2 separate regions of the Homo sapiens genome follow, and region 2 is linked to region 1. The links are chromatin loops, found by intact Hi-C in ENCODE. Cell type or tissue: GM12878. All regions are shown on one strand. Links, peaks and the distances in the headings refer to the core of each region. The heading gives the core; the rest is flanking DNA.

Region 1 (12,027 bases), core at 2,470-10,469:
ATCCAGTCTATCATTGTTGGACATTTGGGTTGGTTCCAAGTCTTTGCTATTGTGAATAGTGCCGCAATAAACATACGTTTGCATGTGTCTTTATAGCAGCATGATTTATAGTCCTTTGGGTATATACCCAGTAATGGGATGGCTGGGTCAAATGGTATTTCTAGTTCTAGATCCCTGAGGAATTGCCACACTGACTTCCACAATGGTTGAACTAGTTTGTAGTCCCACCAACAGTATAAAAGTGTTCCTATTTCTCCACATCCTCTCCAGCACCTCTTGTTTCCTGACCTTTTAGTGATTGCCATTCTAACTGGTGTGAGATGGTATCTCATTGTGGTTTGGATTTGCATTTCTCTGATGGCCAGTGATGGTGAGCATTTTTTCATGTGTTTTTTGGCTGCATAAATGTCTTCTTTTGAGAAGTGTCTGTTCATGTCCTTTGCCCACCTTTTGATGGGGTTGTTTGTTTTTTTCTTGTAAATTTGTTGGAGTTCATTGTAGATTCTGGATATTAGCCCTTTGTCAGATGAGTAGGTTGCGAAAATTTTCTCCCATTCTGTAGGTTGCCTGTTCACTCTGATGGTAGTTTCTTTTGCTGTGCAGAAGCTCTTTAGTTTAATGAGATCCCATTTGTCAATTTTGGCTTTTGTTGCCATTGCTTTTGGTGTTTTAGACATGAAGTCCTTGCCCATGCCTATGTCCTGAATGGTAATGCCTAGGTTTTCTTCTAGGGTATTTATGGTTTTAGGTCTAACGTTTAAGTCTTTAATCCCTCTTGAATTAATTTTTGTATAAGGTGTAAGGAAGGGATCCAGTTTCAGCTTTCTACATATGGCTAGCCAGTTTCCCCAGCACCATTTATTAAATAGGGAATCCTTTCCCCATTGCTTGTTTTTCTCAGGTTTGTCAAAAATCAGATAGTTGTAGATATGTGGCATTACTTCTGAGGGCTCTGTTCTGTTCCATTGATCTATATCTCTGTTTTGGTACCAGTACCATGCTGTTTTGGTTACTGTAGCCTTGTAGTATAGTTTGAAGTCAGGTAGTGTGATGCCTCCAGCTTTGTTCTTTTGACTTAGGATTGACTTGGCGATGCGGGCTCTTTTTTGGTTCCATATGAACTTTAAAGTAGTTTTTTCCAATTCTGTGAAGAAAGTCATTGGTAGCTTGATGGGGATGGCATTGAATCTATAAATTACCTTGGGCGGTATTTCTGCATACATGATTCATAAGTTATTTAAGAATAAAAAGGAATAAAACAAGGTTCTTGTCTCTACATCTGCCTACGTCTAATAGAGAGTTAAAAAGCACAGAAATAACTAAACAAAAGAAAAATTTTGGGGGCCTGGTGTAGTGGCTCACACCTGTAATTCCAGCACTTTGGGAGGATGAGTCACAAGGCTCCCTTGAGGCCAGGAATTCAAGACTACCCTGAGCAACATAAAAAGACCCTAACTCTACAAAAAAGGTTTTTAAAAAAATTAGCCAGGCATGGTGGTGCATGCCTGTAGTTTCAGCAACTCAGGAAGCTGAGGCAGGAAGATCACTTGAGCCAAGGAGTTTGAGGCTACAGTGAACTATGATCATGCCACCGCACTGCCGTCTAAACAATAGACGGCAGTTTGTTGTTTGTCTCCAAAACAACAAAAAAAGAAAAACTATAATTTAAAAAAATGTCATTTGGCGTATCATAAAGAAGTTCCCAGCAAAGAGAAGTATTCAGTTAGAGGATGAAGAAAGGCTTCAGGAAGGAAATGGAATTGGAAACCAAATTTGATAAATGAATGAGCTTTTATTCAAGAGGAGTGGGGAGAGAGAGTACATTCCAAGAAGAGGCAAGAGTATGAGTATAACTTGGGCTGACTTTGGGGAATAATTAAAAAGCAGGGTTATTGCAAAAGGTAGAGAACATACAGAACTGAAAAAAGACAGGGTCAGTCTATGGAAAGCCACTGTATTCATAAGTATTCTTTTGGTTGCAAGTGACCAAAAATCCAGTAAACCAGAAAAGAGATGGCACTAGCTGAAATAAAGATTACTTTAGACTAGCTTTTAAGTGTGGTTTATTTAGTGGCTCAAATTTTGTCTCCTGGAGCCTGCCTGGATTATTATTCCCCCAGGTTGGTTTTCTTTTCAGAGTTGGTGTGCTGGATTCTGGCAGTTCCAAGCTAACATCAGTAGAACATCCAGTCCAGAGGAAGAATCAATCTGCTCCCGAGTAGTCCTGGAGCTGAGTTCATTTCCCTGATTGACTGACGTGGGTAATATGCCCATCTCCAACTGTGACCAATGGGGACGGAATGCACTGGTTGGCTCAGCCTGGGTGCTATGTTGCAACCCCAAAGCCTGGTAGTAAAATGTTTCCTACCACACAAGTGGACCAGAGTGAGGAAGAGATGGTTATTCAAAGCAAAGAGCCTTGAGAAAAGAGGCTTCCTGCCACTAGAAGAGGATGTTGCTCTGGGCAGCAAACGATATTCCATGACTGTGAATAAAAAGCTGAAGTTTTGGGACATTAGTGGGCAATGGAAAGCCACTAAAGATTTCTGACCTGAGCAGCATTGTGATTAATGCTGACCTTTATAAAATTAATCTGGCTGCGATGTATATGACAGGTTGATGTAGGAGATGAACGGAGGTGATAAAACTAGCTTTAAGTGATAAGAGGTTTAGGGAATCTGGGCTAGGATGGCAGTGGCAACAGTAGAAAGGAGTAGTCAAAAGCAAGAAATATTTTTGTTCACAAATGTTTTCTCACCAGGAATAAGAAACTCTAGAAAGTACACTTAATATTAAAAGCAATATTGGATCACTGAAAAAACATTGTCCTAAAGAGTAAACAAATATAGTGTAATTTCTTAAATTGGTTTAATAGGAGGCCCAGCTCTGAAGCATCCAGCTTGTTTGTTCATTTGGAAGAACATTGCTGCCATCTCCTCGTCATCAGAGTCCACATACTCTTATTATTCATAATTCTTCCTGGCAGCCTGGGGTTCCCAAATTTTTTCCAGATCAAATGCCCTGAAACACCAGCTAATCTCATTCTATGTGTCGAAGAGACAAAAAGGGTAAGTGGGCAAACTTTAACAAAATGTTCCTCCTTCTGATTGAACAACAAATACCAATTAGTCATTTTAATTTTGGTCTACAATTATTTTGACTTTTGTTCTCTCCTGCACCATCTTTCAGCACCAGAGTTTGAATTCTACAGATTATGAAAGAATGATTGAATCATCAAAAGACTCTTATCTCTGATTTTTAAGTCCACAAGAACACTAACCTCATCATTTTTACTAAGTTTTTTCAAAGATTTAATAAATCCTGAATTTTCAATACCCATTTGAAATGCAGGAGGATTCGCTTACTAATAAGCAAAATTAAATTTTGTCAATACAAAATAGATTCTACTGCTACCTCTCAATTATTTAATTGTATTACAGTGATTAAAATTGCAGTGGTACTAAGCACATTTCTTGCTGTAAGAAAGCTGAATGTGCTATGATTTTATGCCAAGTCCACTGACCACTCAAAATACAGTGAGATTATTTTATAAATGGAGTGCAATATGCATTCTTCTTCTCTAGTGGTACTGAGGTTGCTCATGTGTTATCACTGCAAAAGGCAAGAGCTAGCTTTGCCACATATTTACATGAATAAATAAACCTTCTAGGCCACAGTGCTGGTCAAATTTTATGGTGCATACAAGCACCTGGGGATCTTGTTGAAACGCATATTCTAATTCAGTAGGTCAGAAATGGCACCCAAGAGTCTGCATTTCTTACAAGCTCCCAGGACATGCTGATGTTGCTGGTCCACACACCACGTTTTGAGTAACAAGGGTCTTCAAATTTAATTACAAAATAAATCTTTTGTAAAATATTTTTCTGGACCTAGCTTATTAGACATGCATTGTTTCTGAGGAAAATAAAGATAATTCAAATCTCATTCCTAGTCTAAGAAATAGTCTAGGAAAGTGAAAGTTAAGCTTAACCAATCAGAAACCACAAACTAACCTCTAACTATGGACTTTCCATTAGAATGATCCAAATAAATCCAGTATTCCTCTTTAACCAAATAATTTCTTTGCTCTGCTTCCACATTTACCCTATAAAATCTTTCCCTTTAACGACTTCCGACAGAGTCCCCAACTGCTTTCGGTCTGCTGCTGCCTGATGCATGAATGGCTATTTGCTCAAAAAACCCTTTAAAATTTTAATGTGCCTTAGTTTATCTTCTAACAGAAGGAATAAGTGTGAAGAGGAATTCTTCACAAAGGAAAGCTTTCACTCCTGAGATTTTGAGAATGTAGGCAGTAACGAAATCAGTGACTCAGGTTTAAGAAGAGAATATATTGAGTTCTAGCTTCAACACTAGGCAGTTGCCATTCTGATCCAAATGCTTTTATGGTTGTTGGCTCCTTGAACCTGCCGTTAGATAATAACAAGCATATAATGGATTGGAAAACTTTGACCCTATTGTTACTTCACAGATTTCTAGTACTTTTAAATCAAAGCACTATACTTTTCCCAGTTTTTATATAACATGATAGTATTATATGATAATTAGTACCATTTTAAAATCTGCAGTACTTGAGGTCTCAGAAAATCAGTCCTCATCTTTTCTGAACTGGGAAAAAAAAGTCTGTTTGCATATTCATATATCATGGTTGGTAATTTACAACTTCCTTTGCATACATTCAGTCCTCAGCAGCTCTGTGCAGCACACTAGGTAGATATTTGTCTTATTTCAAAATTGAGGAAATAGAGAGTTGGTACACTTGCCCAAGAGAGCATTGAGGTAGTGAGATGGAACTAGCACCTCTTGTTGCTGACTCCAAGTCCTGTGCTTTGTCCTATAAAGAACAATAAAATAAGAACTGGATGACATTTTACAGTTTACAGTGCTTATGAACATATCTCTATTTTCAGGGTAAAAAAAATAAGTTTTTTATACAGAGTTTAGACATGAAAAAACTGATGTCCAAAGTAGTAAAAGGAAATTGTCCAAGGGTAACTACTAGTGGAATCTAATAGGAATCCATGTCTCCTGCTTACAGGTCTTAGTCCTTTTGTGTTTGTTTGGTTGGTTGTTTTAGGACCTCAGATGCATTGAATTGGTTCATTTCACATCCTTTTGTTCATTTCACATTCTCCTCATTAGTCCATACATGGTTCTATTTTATTTAGTTACACAGTAATTTTTAATAGGATATTAGGTGTCCTATGAATCACTACCCGGCATAGAAGATAAGACATTAACATCTAAACTTCAAGTGAAATGCTTCCCCATCTATTTCCCTGCCTCCCTTCACCCAGGGTCACCAACACTCTGAACACTATATTCATTGTTCCACTGCTTTCCTTTTTATATTGTTGTATATGAATATATGAATACACATTGACATTTCTAGGGATTTTTTAAACTTTATAAAAAGCATATTATGCTATATGCAATATTTTGGGGATATCATGCTGTACATAATATGAGGGGCCTGTAGAATTGGAGATGTTTTTACCAACAAAATTAGGTAATCACAGTATACACCACCCCGTGGTGTGTGTGTATATATGAACATTTATTGTGTAGACACATCAAACTACCCAGTCTCAACTTGAGACATATTTAAATGCACTCTTCATATATGTGTGTATGTGTGTGTAAGTGTATAGTAGTAAAGGTCTATTCATTCAGCAAATATTTATTGTGTGCCTGCCATGTGTCAGGAAGTACTAAATACCTTACTGTGCACACACGTGCAAAACCAAGTGCAACACTCCACCCCCCTAAAAAAAAGTCCCTGATCTCATGGAAATAACATTGTACAGAGGGAGAGACAGACAGTACATAAAATAAATATGGAAAATATAAAGGATGTTAGGTGATGTTACGTGCTAGGGAAAAAAATAAAACATGCCAGATCCTCAGGGACTAGGGTTTGCCGTTTTAAATAGAATGCTCGGCGATGAACTGGGGATGAGGGGAGCGGGGAGTCTTTATTTAACGGGTGATACGGACGTAACTTTCGAGAGCTGAATCAGAACCGAAGTAAACTCTTCGGCAACCCCTGCACTCAGCCTATAATGTCTGTAGGATAACAGGCTCAGCCGCGGTGGATGGCCCCCGGAGAGACGATGCATGTCTTCCCGCCTTTCTTCCGGCCGGCCATCCTCTCCGCTAGAATCGCCCTGCCCGCCGACGCCGCACCTGAACGCCGCGCTGCTGCGGGCGTTGTACACCAGCGCGACCACCGCCTGCCGGCACCTCGCCTTGCCGCCGCGCGCGCGCAGCCCCGAGGACGCGCTCGGGGAGCGCGCACCGCCCGGGGCCGCCCTCGGGCCGCTCCCAGGCCCCTGGGAACGCGCGCGCGTGCCCGGTCCCGCGGCCTCTCGGCAGGCACGCGGCTGGGAGAACGGCGCGCGCCCCGCTCGGCAGCTGCGGCGGCGGCTGGTGTAGGCGCTCACGTCAGGGCTGGGAGGAGGGGGTTCGCAGCTCAGAGAGAGAGAGACATGAGGCAACCTGGCAGGAAGCGAGAAAGAGTTCGGCGAAGAAGGAGTGAGTTCTAGAGACGCCCCGCGAGCAGGACCCGCGCCTGCAGGAGAGCCTGGCCGACCCGGCTCCTCGCCTTCTCTGCGCGCTCTCCCGCGTCCGCTTTCAGCACCCCGAGCGGAGAACAGTTCCCGGCAGCCCGCAGCGCTGCCGAGTGGCCGCCGGCCGGCCGAGTACCCGGAGCTCCAGGGGGCTCAGGAGCACCCTCTGAGAACCCGCTGTGCACCCACCTTTTCCCCTCTTTTGGTGGGCAAGTAAGCACGGGGGAAAAGCATCCGGTGGCCTCAGGGAGCCCTGAAGAAACCGAAGCAGAATGTACCAGGGACACATGCAGGTAAGACATTTCTATAGGGCTGGAGAGAATTCTTGGGGGCTAATTTAAGAGCAAGGCGGTTCACCAAGTTTCTGTGGTCAAGTGCTGCCTTCGCACAGCTCAACAAGTGAAGTGATGCAACATGACCGTGACATTTCTGTCCGGTGCTGCCGGGAAAACTAGACCGGTTTCCGAAGGTGGGAGAAGGGGAGGGAAGACCTCAGAACTTCGATTGGGGAAGTTTGTTTTCTGTGCATTCCCTGAGCCTGTTTCTTTAAACAGGATCAAGGAATCGAAACAGAGGAAACCCTAGAGATGACCGTGTTTCCGTTGTAATCCTATTGATGCATCTCAGCATGTATGTCAACTGAAGGGCAAACAATAATAGGAAAGACAAAGCTTTTCCTTTACCATCTGAAAAGGTTGCTTGACTTAGAACACTCTGTCACTTTCGTTTCATTTTTTAAAGTGTTATATTTAAAAAACGATTTATAGTGTATTTTCCCCCTTCACATTATGGGACATTGCCATCTACTCCAATAGTCACAGGATGACTTGGGAGGATGAATTTCAAACACATGTCCAAGGAGCTCTAATGTTTTTCAGGGGAGGTGCTGCCTCCGGTTGTTATTAATATTCATCTGAGCTGAGCCGCTGCTTCTTTCCGATGCAAACACACTCTACTCTCTTGGGCAAGATTACTTTAACCTTGACTCCAGTTCTCATTCATACGGTTGGTTGGTTCTTATAAAGGCAGATATATGCTTTGGGAGAAAAATAAAATACTAACTCAGCTTTCTAAAGTATGAACTGGACTCTTTATCGCACCTAAATGGTTTAGTCATCAGGTTTGATGTTTGGGCTTCCTTTCCATTCCAAAGATGGTCAAATACAATCATTATGTGTGATGCCTTTATCCTGGTGTATAACATTTATGAATACTGAGGATTTTGCTTCTGTGTCTTTTAGAGCAATTGGAAATAGATAAATATGTTGTTATATTTATGACTTAGTACTACCCAGATTTAATTTCCATAACTTAGGGAAATTCTTTTGGACTATAATCCATTTTTAAATAAAACACAATATTTCATCATAGTCTCAATTTTTATAAGAATTCTCAATATACAGTGCCAGAATTCCAAAAGATTTCCCGTATGACTAACATCATCCTGTTTTGAAAATTATTAATGTGATTATATCACATTTGATAGACAAAAAGTAGTGAATGAAGTATATTTTTAAATATTATATATGATCAATGTGATCTGCATGTTTCTTATAAAAGCTACACCAATTGAAAAGTTAAGTAACATAGAAGAATTCAAATAATGACTGCTGAAAAAATTAACAAAGAATTATTACTATAGTTTTATGCTTCATCTTCACCCAAGAATGATACTTACAATTTTATATATTATCTGTTTTTTAAACAGTTTCTTCACAAGGGTAAAACAGGAAGATTTTAATAGAGTCAACCCTCAAAAAATTGTTCATTTACACAAAATTGACAATTGACCACTAAGGGGAAATTAACAAAAACTTTGCACAGTATTGTTTTGTTGCTTAAAAAATATGTTACTGTGAATGAAGAATCGAAGCAACAATATGGTAAATTCATGCACCCAAAAACAATTTTAACTCAATTTTCTCAATATCTCAAAGGAGAATGTTATTGAAACTTGAGTTGCCTGGAACAATGTCTGAGGGTTTAATTTCACTTTGAAAGAATAAACAAAATATAAGACTCTGCATATTCTCCCAACTTAATGTCTTTTGCTTGTGCACTGCTGTAACAGCAAATATGATGACTTGCAGTAAAACTCACAAATCTTTGCTGCCAAGCTTAAATTAAAACATTACTAAATAAAGACTGTAATCAATACATCCACCAAAATTTCAGAGCATAATACTTTTTTCCTACTTACTATTAACCATTAATGTTAAGCATAAAACTTCCGAGGCCTTAGTAGGTACGTTTAGTAGTTATTCAATAGTATGATGATCTGAATGGGCATCTGCTCCCCCCAACAAAAAAATACCTATGACAGATTGATTCATAATATACTTGTTGGCTTACATTTTAAACTCATATCTCTTCCCCCAAAGAATATTATTTAGCCTATGGACAAAATAACGTTTCCTTATCAGAGATACTATCATCTTCCTGTGTGTACCTGACTCTAATCACAGATAAGAAGAAACACATTCCAAACACTCCAAAATGTGTATGATTAAAATCTGAATCCATATTTGGTAAAGTGGACCAGGGATAAGCAGATTTACTAACATTTCTGCCAGCTTTGGAGTTAATTTGAAACATAATGTTACTTGACTGATACCTTAAAACAAGAGTGAAACAGAAATGTTTGCAATCTTTTGCTATGCATTCTAATTCTTCTCTTTTCTGTATCCAAGAGACTTTAAAATAAAGTGCTTTGTAAATTAGCAGTTTGAAGTAGGGGCAGGTGTTCTCAGGAAGACTTAAAAATAGTCTAATTTAAAACTCCTGTGGTGCCTTTGTTTTTGCAACTTAATGATTTTGCAGATAAAGTCTATTAATTCTCATACATATGGCTAATTCATCTGGTTTATGGTAGAATCTGAATTCATTTTAGAAACCGCAGACTTTTAAAAACACACATTTGGTTTGCTCTGCTAGTTCATTAGAAAATAAAAGTTGGCATCTATTACAGATAGAGCATAGAGTAACAGATATTTCTTGGTTTCATAGTAAAAGCCGCAGGTATATTTCTTAGGAGCAGGGTCCTGGAGCTATGTTTTTATCCAGCTGCCTTACCAATTATTTCCAAGGGGAGTTAGTCACCCCAGTAAATGAAGCAAAGGTTGCTTCTTTTGTGACTGTTTTAGATTTACTTATTTTTTTCTTTTGACCAAGGGCACTGATGATGATTGAATATACTTTAGCATCGGTTCTGACAAAACTCTGTTGCTCATTGAGGGCCTATGGTCTTAATTCCACCAATACCTCTGTATGTTCAGGGCTGAGGTGATTATTTGCCTATGTGCATTTGAGTTAACATTTCCAGTTAGAGGAAATTATTACATGTCTCTCAATGTTTTCTTAACCTAGCTGTTTTATTTCTGGGGTGGTATAAATACAGAGAAATATAATTTCAATTTTCTACTAAGATTTTTTGAATTGTTATTGAAGAATCCACAGCAATGGGTTTTTTAATAAAAGAAAGTTATTTCAGAAGGCAATCAAACAAAAAATCTATTTGTAATTGTAACTGATCTTTATTTTAGGCATTCAAAGCAGACTTTTTGACTTATTCAAGCTGTCTGGGGAATCATTCCACACCCTCTAGCTTCACAAGACATAAACTAAGGAAAATTTAAATGACAAAAATTGTAAGATTATTAACAGCCCAAAAAGTAGCCATTTGTTTTCCCCCAGGGGAGTTTTGCATTTGTTTTTCTATATGACTTTACTTAAGATTTTTCTTAAAATCTCTACAAAGGGGAATAGCTTAGGTAATTTAAGTTATGTTAGTACATTAGATCTCGCCCCTGGTGATTTATTTAGGTTCACTAGAAACAAAATACATAAGAAACCAATTGAAGGTAAGACTGTAGAACGTTGTTTTCAATACCCTAAACAGTAGGTTATCATAATTGAGGCCCTCAGCAAAACTGTAAAGCAGATGATATTTATCATGGGTACTTCCACCTCTCTAACAGATCCACTTTTTTCCCTCCTGGTACCACCTTTTTTAATTCTTGAGACAGGGTCTTTCTCTGTCCCCCAGGCTAGAGTGCAGTGGCCCAATCTCGGCTCACTGCTTGCTATGCCTCCCTGGCTCAAGCAATTCTCCCACCTCAGTCTCCCAAGTAGCTGGGACTACAGGTGCATGCCACCATGCCCAGATAATTTTTGTATTTTTTGTAGAGACAGGGTTTCACCATGTTGTCCAGGCTGGTCTTGAACTCCTGAGTTGAAGCGATCCACGCGCCTTTGCCTCCCACAGTGCTAGGATTACAGGCATGAACCGCAGCTCCCGGCTCACCCTTTTCCATCCTGTGTTCTTTCTTTCTTAACCCTTTGCTAAGGCATTAACTGCTAGCAAAGATATGACTAATAGCAATAAACCACCTGCACGCACACACATACACACATTTTCAGAGGCGAGTCTTTGAGATTAGTTTAGAGTTGGAACGGGGGTGGCATTTTCAGGAGAGTGAGCAGTGCTGGGGTTTGTTGTGTTGTTTTGGTCAGTGGTTGCTGCTGCCTTCCTCTCCCCCTTTGTTATCTCAGTTCAAGTGGCACCTGGTCTTCTTCCTCAAATGTCATCTTATAGGTAATGATGAGCATAAGTATGATGAAATATTAACTAGAACTCTGTTGAAGCAAATTCATGTACATTTAAGCTGTTGATCAAAATTATGACACAAGCTCCAGCAAGATTCTGAAGTGTCTTCCTGTATATTCACATGCAAATCATGTTTGGTATGGATGTAGTGTTGAGCTTTTAACACTTGAAAGTTATAATAGTTGTGGTATGCATTAGCAGAATACTTGATTAATCTGAAAATCTCATTCCCCAGCCATACTGGCCAATAGTTTATATACTTACTATAAGAAACACAATATAGTCTTTGTAGATTTTATTTGTGGTTTATAAATATTCCTCCTAAAAACATGTGTTTGAAAGTAAAAATTTCATCATATAAATGTTTTTATTATAAAACATTTTTTAAAGTAAAGAATAAGAAAAGGTTAAAACACAACTTGTTAACTCTACAATTTTGAATCTCTAGTATTACCACTGCCAATCCTGGAAACATTAAGATGTGATACACCATGTAGTCAAAACATCTGGCAGGCTGCTTTTTTACACTTTTCATTGAGATCACATGTTTCCAACATAAGCTAAAGCTGTTAAAAGGTTTTATATTTTAAAATTACCTTCTTGATACATTTATAGGATAACCAGTGTGCAATTCTAACGCTAAATGTAAAGGTAAACTCCAGCCTAGTGTGTCCTTATTAAGAAACCTAAATCCAATCTGAATGTTTGGGACATCTAAAAATATAATTTCAAATATGCTGACAGAGAAAACTAGTAACCAAGTTCCTGAAACATTTTTCACCTTTTTATAATTCAGAACATATAAAACACAAATCATCTTGAACTATTGCATGA
Region 2 (12,027 bases), core at 1,940-9,939, 81 kb after region 1:
GATGTTTATATTAGATACCTCCTAACTCTTCATAAAATGGTTCTCACAAACTTTGTGACATCTTCCCAGTATCCATCAGGGTATAGATATTAAAGATTTTTAAAGTAAACTTTGAAATCTCCTAAACTACTCTGGGATTAACAAAGTGTTTCCTCCCTGTTGACACAGATGGTTTTTCTACAGCTCATCTCTCAGGGCCTCTCCACCTGGTTCAGTTTATCATCTCCCCCTCAACTGGCCATGGTGATTGTGAACCGTATCGACAGTTCAGCTTTCAGGCCCATCCGTTTTGAAGTCAGCTGCCAGTGCTTTTGTCTAATGAACCATGCAGGTGAACTCGGTGATTACTGATTGAATCAGCGTCTATTGTCAGAAGGGCTTTGAAAACCAGTTGTGAGTGGAAATATTTGTCCCTCAATGATTTATGTTATAAATTCAATTTTATCACTTATAATAAAAATGACAAAGGATCAGGAAGACCATACAAAATATTTTTCTTATTTTCATATTTAAACAACAGGGAGAGTTTACAGAGTAAAGTTCCCTTTTTCTCTTCGACTTTGGACTGAGATGCCCACGCTCTGCCATTGCCCCGACCTTGTCATTCTGTGGTTGCGCTTTTACTTCTCTCCATCCAGACTTTACAGTGCATGTCTTTTCTTCTCTGCTCAGCACCACTCTCTGATCCCTGCCTCTGGAACGTGTCTCTTATTCTGACACTGCATATATAAGGTTTGACAGAAATGCAGTTCTTGCAAACCTGTTTTTTTTTTTATGCTCCATTGCTTTCTTCCTTTTCTCCAAAACAACTCTAGAATTCTGTCATTTCCATTTTTGGTTTAATTTTTCACATGGTTTACCCCCAGTTGAAATGGGTACCACTTCCTTCCTGTCTTGTGATCTAGGAAACACACACACACACACACACACACACACATACACATACACAAGTGATCATTCAATACAATTGTTATTTATTCCTCATCGTATTTTTTGGCCAAATGATCTCATTCTTGAAATATATGAATAAGTAACTTATTAAAGAAATGGAAATGGTGAGAGAATGTACCATCCAGGCTTTGTGCTGGATGTTCTGAATAGAAAAAACATTCATTCATCACTTTGTTTTCTAACAAAATTATCTCATTTGTATAATTTGTGAATAATTAACTAATTTTGTTGTAGAAAAACACTAAGCATAGAAGTTGTTTTCTTCCAGTCAAGGGTTGTTCAGTTATCACTTCCCTGCATTCTCAGCTTCTCTCTTTAAACTTTAAATGTGTCCCCAAAATTGACACATGAAATTTTATGAACTATTGGAGTAGTCCCTGAAAAAAATGAGCTATGTTGCATAAGTTGATGGATTTCATTAATCAAATCATTTACTACAAGATAAAACATATTGAGCTCATAAACAGGTTAGATATTGTTAAATTTTTAAGCTAAAAATGTAAAACCTTGTAAACTTTGCATTTTTTAAAAAAGGAAGCAACTTGTTTTTGTCTAGATGAATGAGCCATTTTAATTTTGCATCCAGACTCCAAGGAACTTGAGTTAAAATCATACCCTTGGATCAGGACTTTTATGAACAACAGTAGCAATACCCCATGGACCCCAACACTGCTTAGCTTACTGGTGAGCACCCAATACATAGTGAGAACTAATGTTTCCCACTGTCTCCCAAATAAAATGCAAACTCCTCCACTGGGCTTGCAGGCTGTCCATTGTCATCCAGCCCCTAACTACCTCATTGTGCTTATCTAATGCCCCCTCAACTTCATGCCCCATTCATACTGAACACCTTGAAGCATCGAGTGTTTGATGTTCTTCCTCCCTTCACACTTTGCTCTTGCTCTTCCTTCTGCCTATGTGTAAGAATATAACATATATCACAAATATTTTGGCATATCTGCTAGAAGTAGAGGATATAGATTGCAAGGAAGGAGACCTCCTCATAGTTCTGACCAAGGCTGGCCCCTTGGAGAATCCAAATGGTAAGAGAACAAAGAGGGAAAGAGCAAGTCCCCCTAGGTTCTGTAGATGGACAGACTTCTTCAGCTTTACAAATATAAGGGAGAAATGAGAAAAAAAATAAGCAAAACATAAAGCCTGCTCTTGAAAAGAAGAGGCAGAAAATGGAGAAACAGAAAAATCTGAGACTCTATTACTTGGAGAAATTTATTATGTAAACAATTTTGCTATATATATTCTAGGCATAGTTTTGGAGGAAAACACATAGTTACACTGAGTACAGTAATACCTGCTATAGTTCTAAAAAATAATTTGTCCTTATTCTGCTCTGCTGCCACAGTGGTTCTTCCCATGTGGTGAGTGAGAAGGAACAGTGGAGAAACAGCAGAGCCAGGTCAGGGAATGCTGGTGACATTTAGCCTCAGTGTTCGGGGTGAGAGAACTAAATAGGGAATCATATTTTTTTGATACTGATCCTGAGAGAAGCTATATGAAAAAATATAATTTTTCATTTTCTTTATTATGAAATAACTTCAGGAGGAAGATAGAATGCTGCTTTTGAAAAAAATACATTATTTCCCATCTCAAAAAAAAGAAAAAATACATTATTTTGATGGAAATGATTTAATCTATTTTACTTATTTTACACAAACTTATTTACAGCCTAATTTTTTGGTAGGTGTTTGCTAGGTGCTGGAACACAGAGATAACATAACCATAGTCACGGCCTTTAAGAAGCCGGTATGGTTGGACTTACAGTCAACAGACAGTTACAGTGCCCGTGCTGCAGTAGTTGGAACCAAGGGCTCCCAGGAGCATTTGGGAGCCTCAGAACTCTAAGAACTAAGATGTGCGTTATTTCCTCCTTCCCTAATCATAGTCCAGAAAAAGTTACAAGGTTTTCCAGTGCTCCACGTGTTCCCAGGAGGAGACGTGGGCTTTGGGAACAATTACCAAAGATGTTTTTTAGAACCTGTCTACTCAAAGAGTGGTTGGTTCATGGACCACAGCATCAGCATCACCTGGCGCTTGCTAGAAATTTATACTCTGAGCTTCAGACTCTGGAGGTGGGGCCCAGGAATCTGGTTTTTTTTATTTTTTTTTTTTCGGTTTTGTTTTTGTTTGTTTTGTTTTGTTTTTTGAGATGGAGTCTCGCTCTGTCGTCCAGGCTGGAATGCAGCAGCGCGATCTCGGCTCACTGTAAGCTCCGCCTCTAGGGTTCACGCCATTCTCCTGCCTCAGCCTCAGGAATCTGTTTTAACAAGCCCTGCAGAAGAATCCTGTACACACTGTGGCTCCTAGGAAGCATTGGTTTATGTTATTCCAATTTTTGGTGTCAGGAAAGGATCATTTATACTTTGATAAAGACATTAATTTTTTATTTTGATTTTCTAGGCCTACAAAAAAGAATAAAGACAAGTTAAGTATCTTAAATCCTTTATCTGAATGTCCCTAACCTTGCAAATATTCCTTTCCTGCCTCGTCATTAAAGCGAACCTACTCAGTAATCAGTCCTGTAAAACAAATTGTAACAAAAAGAAAGCATAAATGAGGGAGACCAAGAGGTGAAACTTGTTAACCCGATATTTGTCTTAAGCTCTTCTGGTCTTACACCACGTTTATTAAAAGACTAATGATAACAAGACACACTTACACAGCATTTAGTATGTGCTACACTCTGTTCCAAAGACTTTTTGTATATTACTCATTTAATCCTCCCAACAACTTCACCATGTAGGTTACTATCATACCCATTTTACAATACACAATGGGGCAAAGGGAATTTTACACAGGGCTGCTGTGTTGCACAACCCCAGAAGGCTATGCTCTCTACACAGCCTGTGCGGCAGTACATGGCAGTGCTGGGTCAAGTGAGTTCACGTTTAAAAACTTCCTTTCATCATACCTCCCTCACTTATTAAGGAAATTTCTTGCAATTTTGACTGTTAGGAAATAACATAAGATGGTAAAATCTGAAAAAGCCTTCCTATTTTTAAAGGAAAGATATGCCATATATGATAAAGAAGAGCATAAATACATTAAGATGGGGAAACTGGAAAATATATTTTTTCCTTCCCAAAAAAAAGTATTCTTGAGAGTGTGTATGTATATATGTGTGCATGTGTGTGTGTATGTGTGTGAGAGGGAGAGAGAGAAGAAATAGAGAAAAGGAGAATGTGTGGCTACATAGCCATAAACATGCATAATCAAAAGCAAAGCTGCAAAAAAGAGCAGATGCCTAATCCTTAAATACGTGCCCATTCTGAGGCCACTGGGGCAGTACACAATACTGAATGGCCAGGACCAGGTGACCAGATGGCCCTGTAATATAACCAATAACAACCATGTATTGCATTGAGGTTGCTACATATGTTTCAAGTGCTTGTGTCTGAGGTGCTACGTATGATAAATTAAATCCTTACTTTGCATTAGAATTACCTCTGTACCCACCACATTTGAAAAATTCTACACCTGGCACAAAACCAGAAAGCCTGTCACTTCAGTATTTGTTGAGCAGCTTTCTGTTATGGGAGTATATTTCTGTGCTCTGAAAATGTCACTCCACCAGCTGCCCTACAGGAGCTGACCTTTCTTCTCAGGCTGAAGTTCCTGCTGATCTGTTTAGTAGAGCTAGTTTATCCCAAGTTGTTGGCACATGTCCAGTGTCACTGCATGCCCATCTACAGAAGTGGTCTGAGAGCTGATATTTAGCCACCCCTTTAGACTTTCACCTGACATGACTCTGCCCCTCCCAGCTCCTTGTGATTCCTTCTGTGATCCTCCCAAAAGCAGCGCCCCAGCCTTCCTCCCTGAGCCTTACCTGTTAATGCTAGACTACTGGCAATCACCCTTGGGGCCCTTCTCCCCAGCTACATTATGCTTATGATGTATATATGAAACCTTTCTCCAGAAATTTTGGACAAGAGAGAAAGTATCACCCATGGTCCTGAGAACTCTTCATTTTGCATACTCTCACTTTTGCATAATTGCAAGATAATTTTAATTTTTTTATAGTCGCAGTCGGTGTGCATTCAATTTTGTACCTGCTTCTTTATGTAACATTATGTTACGCTCATTTTTCCACATTGCTACATAGTTTTATAAATGTCATTTTAGTGGTTTCCTTATATTGAATCAAGGTGATCCTTAGGCAATTTTTTTCCAGGATTTTCACTGGCTCATGCAGTGACCATTCAAACCTTACTCATCTTTTAAGATGCAAGTTATCAAATTAAAGAGGAAAAGAAGGGATTGCAAAAAAAAATCATGTACATTACTATGATTAGACATATACGTACTGACTTACCGTGAATTCTGCATGATGTTTGTGGGAATTTGCAGTGTCATCTTTTCATATCCCGGATGCACCGTTAAGCATCACTGGAGATGGCACCGTGCATGTTGCGTCGCTCCGTAAAACCTCAGGTTTAAACTATATTCTATGTGGCAGTTATACAGCATTTCTGTTTCCTGAGGCTGACCACAGCCAAACCACAAACACGGATTTGCATAAATTCAGTTTGCATGAATTTTTAAGTTAGCTGAGAAAAGAAACTAACTAAATATTTTTACAGCCACATGAAACTTAGGAGATAATTTACTTTGGTACCTCATTCATTGAGGACACAGATATATATATCCACTAGGGTATTCTTATGCCCAAAAAATACACTCTAGAAACCCATATTGAAGTCTAAGCAACTTGTATGAAGTGGTTACCACTAAAGGGGATATAGAATTCAGACCTAAGACTGCTTCATATTGAAAGGCAGTGATGAAAAGAAATAATCGTGAATTCGTTTTAGAATGTATTATTTTATAAGCATTCTAGATTTTACCATTTTTCCTAGGGCTCCAAAATGCAAAACTCTTAAACTGATAAAGAACCAAAGGTACAGAAAGTTATTAAGATCTATAAGGCAGAGCTGAAATACAAGTGAGGGTGCTAAAATTCAAGTTCCTGACACTGCCAATGACTTTCTATTTGACCTTGAACACATCTCTAAGCCTTGACTTCCCTATCAGCAAAATGATAATAGTTTCCCTACTTCTATCTCCCAAGAATTCTGGGAGAATTTCTTAAGGAAAACTATAAAAATAATCATTTGAGCCACTCGAGAGGATTACTTCCTGTGAATAAATCCAAGATGGTATCGTCTGTAAGGAAGCCACTAATGCCCTAGGGTTATGAATCACTTTCTTGTGTTTAAGAGCAATTTAAAAATTAAATCCCCTGTAGAAAAATGAACACATCCATAATGATTACTTTTACATCGGTAGTACTTTGGGAGGGGGTAAAGTATGGCATGATTTTATGAATTTATAACTCATCAAATTAATTACATTGGGTTTTTTGAGTGATTATTTAGATAACTTTCTAATCGTAATAAGAAAAAAGTGAATACTCATATTTATGTTTTTCAACTGCCCCAAAAGATTATATTATAATACGTAGTTCTAAAGAAATAATGGTACTTTAATCACTATAGATTCTATTTTTCTGAAATGAACACAATATTTTTCCTAGAACAGCAAAAATCATGCTGAGGCTCCCAGACTTTATTTAGCAGTCAAGAAATTACATAGCCCACATGAAAACATATTTGTCCCCGAAGACTAGAAAAACACTTCCCAGATGAATTTCGTTAACACCTGTGCCTTCTTTTTGAAAAAAAAAAAAAAAAAAAAGAGCATAGCAGAACTCATAGTGAGTCTTCAGCAAAAAAAAAAAAGTCACATAACATCGCTCAAAACACAAAGAAACCCAATTAGCTTCAGCAAGGTGCCAAAGAAAACGAGAACTTTCTCTCACGAAGTAAGTTGACATTTAGAACCACCCTGTATAGTTTTGAAGGGAATTAGGCCCTCTATCAACAAACTGTCTTTGGAACAATTATTTCAGGCTGTACTTGTACCAAAGGTTAGTAACCACAAATTAGTTCTTATTATTCTTCCTTATTTAGAAACATGCTTCTGTGACATGAGGAAGGCCTGCCTCTAGCTTCCTCAGAACTTCCAGCCTATCAGGAAGAAGAAATTATCTAAAAAAAATAAAATAAATATATGTGTCAGATTTAAAGTTCTTGGGGAAGCCACATTATAGGACAGGAGTTAGGGAAAGGGGGAGTGAAGAGAAATTTTGGTGAATCAGCTTGTGCAGAGGTCATTTAAAACACAAATATAGACACTGTAGATGAGACTGAAGAGTTGAATGGGTCATACTTTATGCCCTAACTGTCCAATTTAGTCACTTTGTAAGTGGGGTAAGGGGGAGGGAAGAACAAAGGGAATTCACGTTGTTGAGCACCTACTATGTGCCAGACAGCATCCTGAGAGGTATAATTATGACAGTTTTTCAGAATGATGAAAATAAAAAAAAAATAAAACAAAGCTTAGAAGGGCTGAGAAACCCGAAAAGAGTCACATAGCTAGTCAAGCAGCAAACATAGAATTGAAATCAGGTCTGTCTGCCTCCAAAGCCCGCGCTCCACCTCTGTCAATCACCTTCCCACCAGCCATCAAGAAAACGAAACTGCATTGCATTTTCTTGAATTTACAGATACAATCAGTAGTTACTGCACAATGCCTAGTACCCACTAGGAGTTTAAATAAAAGGGACTTCTTTACATTAACAAACAAACAAAAAAAAGGTCCCAGAAATCCCCTGCCGGTCACCTGCTGCCACTTGCCAGTTCTTCTGTGGTGATTCTTTGGAAGAAGCCCAGTACTGAATCACGGAATAGGGCAAGCAGAGGGTTCTCTTGGAACATAAGAACACATGAAAATAAAGACTGTTTTGTTCTGTTTCCTAGTTTGCACACAAATATGTCTGTATTTTACTCATAATTGGCCTGAAGATACATTGTACTAGAAAAATCAAATGGCTTATTTCACCAGGCTTTTCTCCCATTCTGAGAGTGCTGAAGCCCTTTTACTCATGGCTGACTTTTTCCCCCCCCCCCGACTAATGGTTAATTTCTGGGCTTGTTCTTGTGGAACTTAAATAGTAAATGTATCCAAGGCAGGTACAAAAGAAAAAAAAAGAAATCTCTGGACCTTAAGAAGCTGCAATTTCCTGTAGCCAGATGAAACCATGCCTCACATCCCTCCTTAGATTTATAGAATTAACGACATTGAGAGACACAAGGTTAAAATTATAATCTTTCTAGAAGACTCAAGTAGATAAAAGGAAGCAAAATAGTTTGCCTTTGGGGATATTTATAATACCTTGCTAACTTTTAGCTTCATTAGTTGCTAAGCATTTTCTTTCTCACTGTATTCATTTCAGTTGGTCATCATTTCCCTTTTCAGCTCTTTCACTCCTTCCATTATGATTTACTGCATGTCAACCTTTGAGCCTCCTATTTCATCCATCGGCGAGGCTGTTTGCACCTTTGCTTTTGGTGGGTTAGCTTATCTAACATCACTACTCCATTTCCATCCTGAGTCATAGTGAGGCCCCAGACTTAACAGTCTTTCCATCACTGACGATGGATCATTTAGAGATGTTCCCTACAGCATCATGGAAACCAACTTAAAGGCACTTATGAATGATACAGCCCTCCTGCTTCTCAAAACAAAATGAAATCTTTTAATGTTAAATTGATCAAGATTTTTTACTGAACAATGTAAACCTCCTTGGTTACACCTGCATGCAATAGATTTGAATGGTATCAGCAGCAGAATCTTTAAATTAAAAAAAAACTTTTGAGAAGTGTCTGTTCATATCCTTCGCCCACTTTTTGATGGGTTGTTTTTTTCTTGTAAATTTGTTTAAGTTCCTTGTAGATTCTGGATATTAGCCCTTCGTCAGATGGATAGATTGCAAAAATGTTCTCCCATTCTGTAGGTTGCTTGTTCACTCTGATGATAGTTTCTTTTGATGTGCAGAAGCTCTTTAGTTTAATTAGATCCCATTTGTCAATTGTGGCTTTTGTTGCCATTGCTTTTGGTGTTTTAGTCATGAAGTCTTTGCCCATGCCTATGTCCCGAATGGTATTGCCTTGGTTTTCTTCTAGGGTTTTTAGGGTTTTCAGTCTTATGTTTAAGTCTTTAATCCATCTTGAGTTGATTTTTGTATAAGGGGTAAGGAAGGGGTTCAGTTTCAGTTTTCTGCATATGGCTAGCCAGTTTTCTCAACACCATTTATTAAATAGGGAATCCTTTCCCCATTGCTTGTTTTTGTCAGGTTTGTCAAAGATCAGATGGTTGTAGATGTGTGGCATTATTTCTGAGGCCTCTGTTCTGTTCCATTGGTCTATATATCTGTTTTGGTACCGGTACCATGCTGTTTTGGCTACTGTAGCCCTGTAGCATAATTTGAAGTCAGGTAGCGTGATGCCTCCAGCTTTCTTCTTTTTGCTTAGAATTGTCTTGGCTATACGGGCTCTTTTTTTGTTCCATATGAAATTTAAAGTAGTTTTTTCTAATTCTGTGAAGAAAGTCAATGATAGCTTGATGGGGATAGCATTGAATCTATAAATTACTTTGGGCAGTATGGCCATTTTCACAATATTGATTTTTCCTATCCATGAGCATGGAATGTTTTTCTATTTGTTTATGTCCTCTCTTATTTCCTTGAGCAGTAGTTTATGGTTCTCCCTAAAGAGGAGATCATTGTTGAATAGATACGATGTATGCTGTTTTCAAAAGGGTCATTGAAAAGTAAGTGATTAGATGAACTTACAAATTGTTAACTATCCTCAACAGTCTCATTGTCATTCTGCTATATACACATCTTTCCCTTCTTCCCACACCCCCCGACCTTTTCTTTCTGCTACAGGTACAGAGTATTAGCAAAGGCGGTAGACCCTTTCTGAAATATACAGTTTTAAAAAAAAAATCCAAAAATATTTCTTTCTCGACATTTGAAACAAAGCTAGAATAGAAATAAAATTCAGTGGGTATATTGTTTCCTAAAGAGACAAGAGTATGCCTTTCGTCTGTTGTTATGCCAGATTGTTTGATATTACAGAATCCGGATTAAATGCAGCTAAACAAGGCTACCTTTGCTTTGGAAATCTGCCTTATTAGATCCAAGAAGCTTTCTTGCAAATCTATAATATAAGCAAAGTATAGTAGCAGAAGCAAGCATTACTTTTGCATTCAAAGACCATGAGTTTAAGAGGAAAAAGTCACTATTGTAACAATTGCTTTGTAATTGTAAATTATCACAAATTTATCATTGATAAAGGTCTATTCCACTATTGGAAATATGTTGGAAGGAGCTGGGATGTGGAAATAAAGAAGAGAAATATAAAGAAAATACATAGTTATTTAAGCCATTTTGTTTTCTTGGCTTTCATTTCATCGTCATCACCTCCATCATCAACATTGAACACTCCCCATGGACCACATGGCATGAACATTGCTCCTCTTTTTGAGAGTATACACTCTATGTACTTACAAAATTCATATATAAACAAAGTGGCTTGAACAAAACAGCAGTTTATTTCTGTCTCACAAAAAGGAAATCTGGTATTATATCATGTGGGGTTGGTATAAGATCTCCTAAGTGGTCAGAAATGCAAGCCTCTTCCAGCTCTTTGCTCTGCTATACCTTAGAAGAGGACCTAGTCCTCATATTCTAAAATAGCTGCTGAATCCTCATTCATCATCTCTGAGTTCGAGGCAGCAAGCAGGAAGAAAGGTGGGGCTAGAAAGGTAAAAAATAATCTACTTTTCCTTTTTTTCTTTTTTTTTAAGGAGTCTTTGTAGAAGTTTCATAGAGACCATTTGCTTATACTTCATTGCCCAGAATTTAATCAAGTAGTCAAAACTGGCTACTGGAGATGGGTTCCCCTAGGAAATAGACTCATTTATTCTGCATGGTAATATATCTACCTGAAAACCATGTTACTAAGGAAGAAAGACACGGGAGTAGAAAGCTAGTAATCTCAACTCTAATGATCACACTCAAACTGACAAAAATAATTGTCTTCTCTAAAGTCAGTGACCAAGGAAAATAAGCATCTATCGCCCATTTTTCAGAATTTTCTTAATTCAGTCTTATAAAGTCACAAAGCTCGATATTATTTCATTGAGGTGGGAGGGAGAGGAAGCAAGAATAACATTTTTTATGGAATATGCAAAGTCTCCGTTGTAATAGCCTTCAGCATTTCCCTGACAAAAGAGAACAGACTATGCATATTCTAAAGTGAGAAAAGGCCAGCAGGACTTACATCTTGTAGAGTTCATTGTTTCAGTGCAATCTGGTACCCTTTGCCATTGGGCACCACACATATGCCTCCTCCAACACACATTTTGCTCCCTGCCTCCTCTTACGTCTCCGTTTCAGAATACTTACCAATTTCCTCTCAGCCTTTCCTCATCCATCACTCACTTAGCCAGGAGACCCTTAATCTCCCCTGCACTACTATTGTTTTACTTGCTTTGACCTCTTGGGACTTACGTGCAGTGCCAGTGAGGGGCATGTTATCATGATCTTACCTTTGTTTCCACATGCTCATTGAATATTTTCAACTAGACTGTAAGTGCCTCAGCAGCTCAGTCCAGTCTTTACACCTGCATTAGACAGCATGTGCTTGCTGGGGATAGTGTATGCAATGGGCCCTCAATAGATGCTATTAGATCAAACTAAAGATGTGAGAAGATGGGAAAGAGGTATTTTTTTTTACATTTTTTAAATTTTGTTATTATACTTTAAGTTCTAGGGTACATGTGCACAATGTGCAGGTTTGTTACATATGTATACATGTGCCATGTTGGTGTGCTGCACCCGTTAACTCGTAATTTACATTAGGTATATCTCCTAATGCTATCCCTCCCCACCCCCTCCCCTCACCCTACAGCAGTCCCCAGTGTGTGATGTTCCGCTTCCTATGTCCAAGTGTTCTCATTGTTCAGTTCCCACCTATGAGTGAGAACATGCGGTGTTTGTTTTTTTGTCCTTGAAAGAGGTGTTTTCTAAGAGGCTGCACCAATTGCCTAGCAAGTGTGACTATAAGACATGCTAGGACCAAGCACCACAGGGCAGTGGGAAAGACTAAAAGCTGACCTGATCATCAATGAGCCTGCAGTGTAAAGCCACTGTCA

The links. Hi-C counts contacts between places; a loop is a spot of excess contacts. Peaks named below come from ENCODE experiments on the same cell type or tissue, not always from the same donor. Only the 100,000 strongest peaks of a DNase experiment are listed, where the experiment ranks them.
Region 2: a loop joins it to region 1, with 1.8 times the contacts of the local background. A loop is called at or near these places in 2 of 110 quality-filtered maps.

The regions. Positions count from the first base shown.
Region 1 is chr3:180,031,432-180,043,458 of GRCh38, reverse strand. It overlaps PEX5L (peroxisomal biogenesis factor 5 like), which reads left to right and starts at 6,522. Exons shown (of 15, transcript NM_016559.3): 1 at 6,522-6,880. The coding sequence starts at 6,860. RefSeq lists a silencer at 6,407-6,456. In GM12878, for the core only: no CTCF peak of the experiment used is centred there; no DNase peak of the experiment used is centred there; H3K4me3 peaks cover 1,462 bases.
Region 2 is chr3:179,950,112-179,962,138 of GRCh38, reverse strand. The region is part of intron 2 of PEX5L (peroxisomal biogenesis factor 5 like); the gene reads left to right. LOC124909463 (a long non-coding RNA gene) reads right to left here and starts at 5,401. Exons shown (of 2, transcript XR_007096182.1): 1 at 5,279-5,401. RefSeq lists a silencer at 176-225. In GM12878, for the core only: no CTCF peak of the experiment used is centred there; DNase peaks (open chromatin) are centred at 4,609 and 5,448; H3K4me3 peaks cover 819 bases; H3K27ac peaks cover 1,943 bases.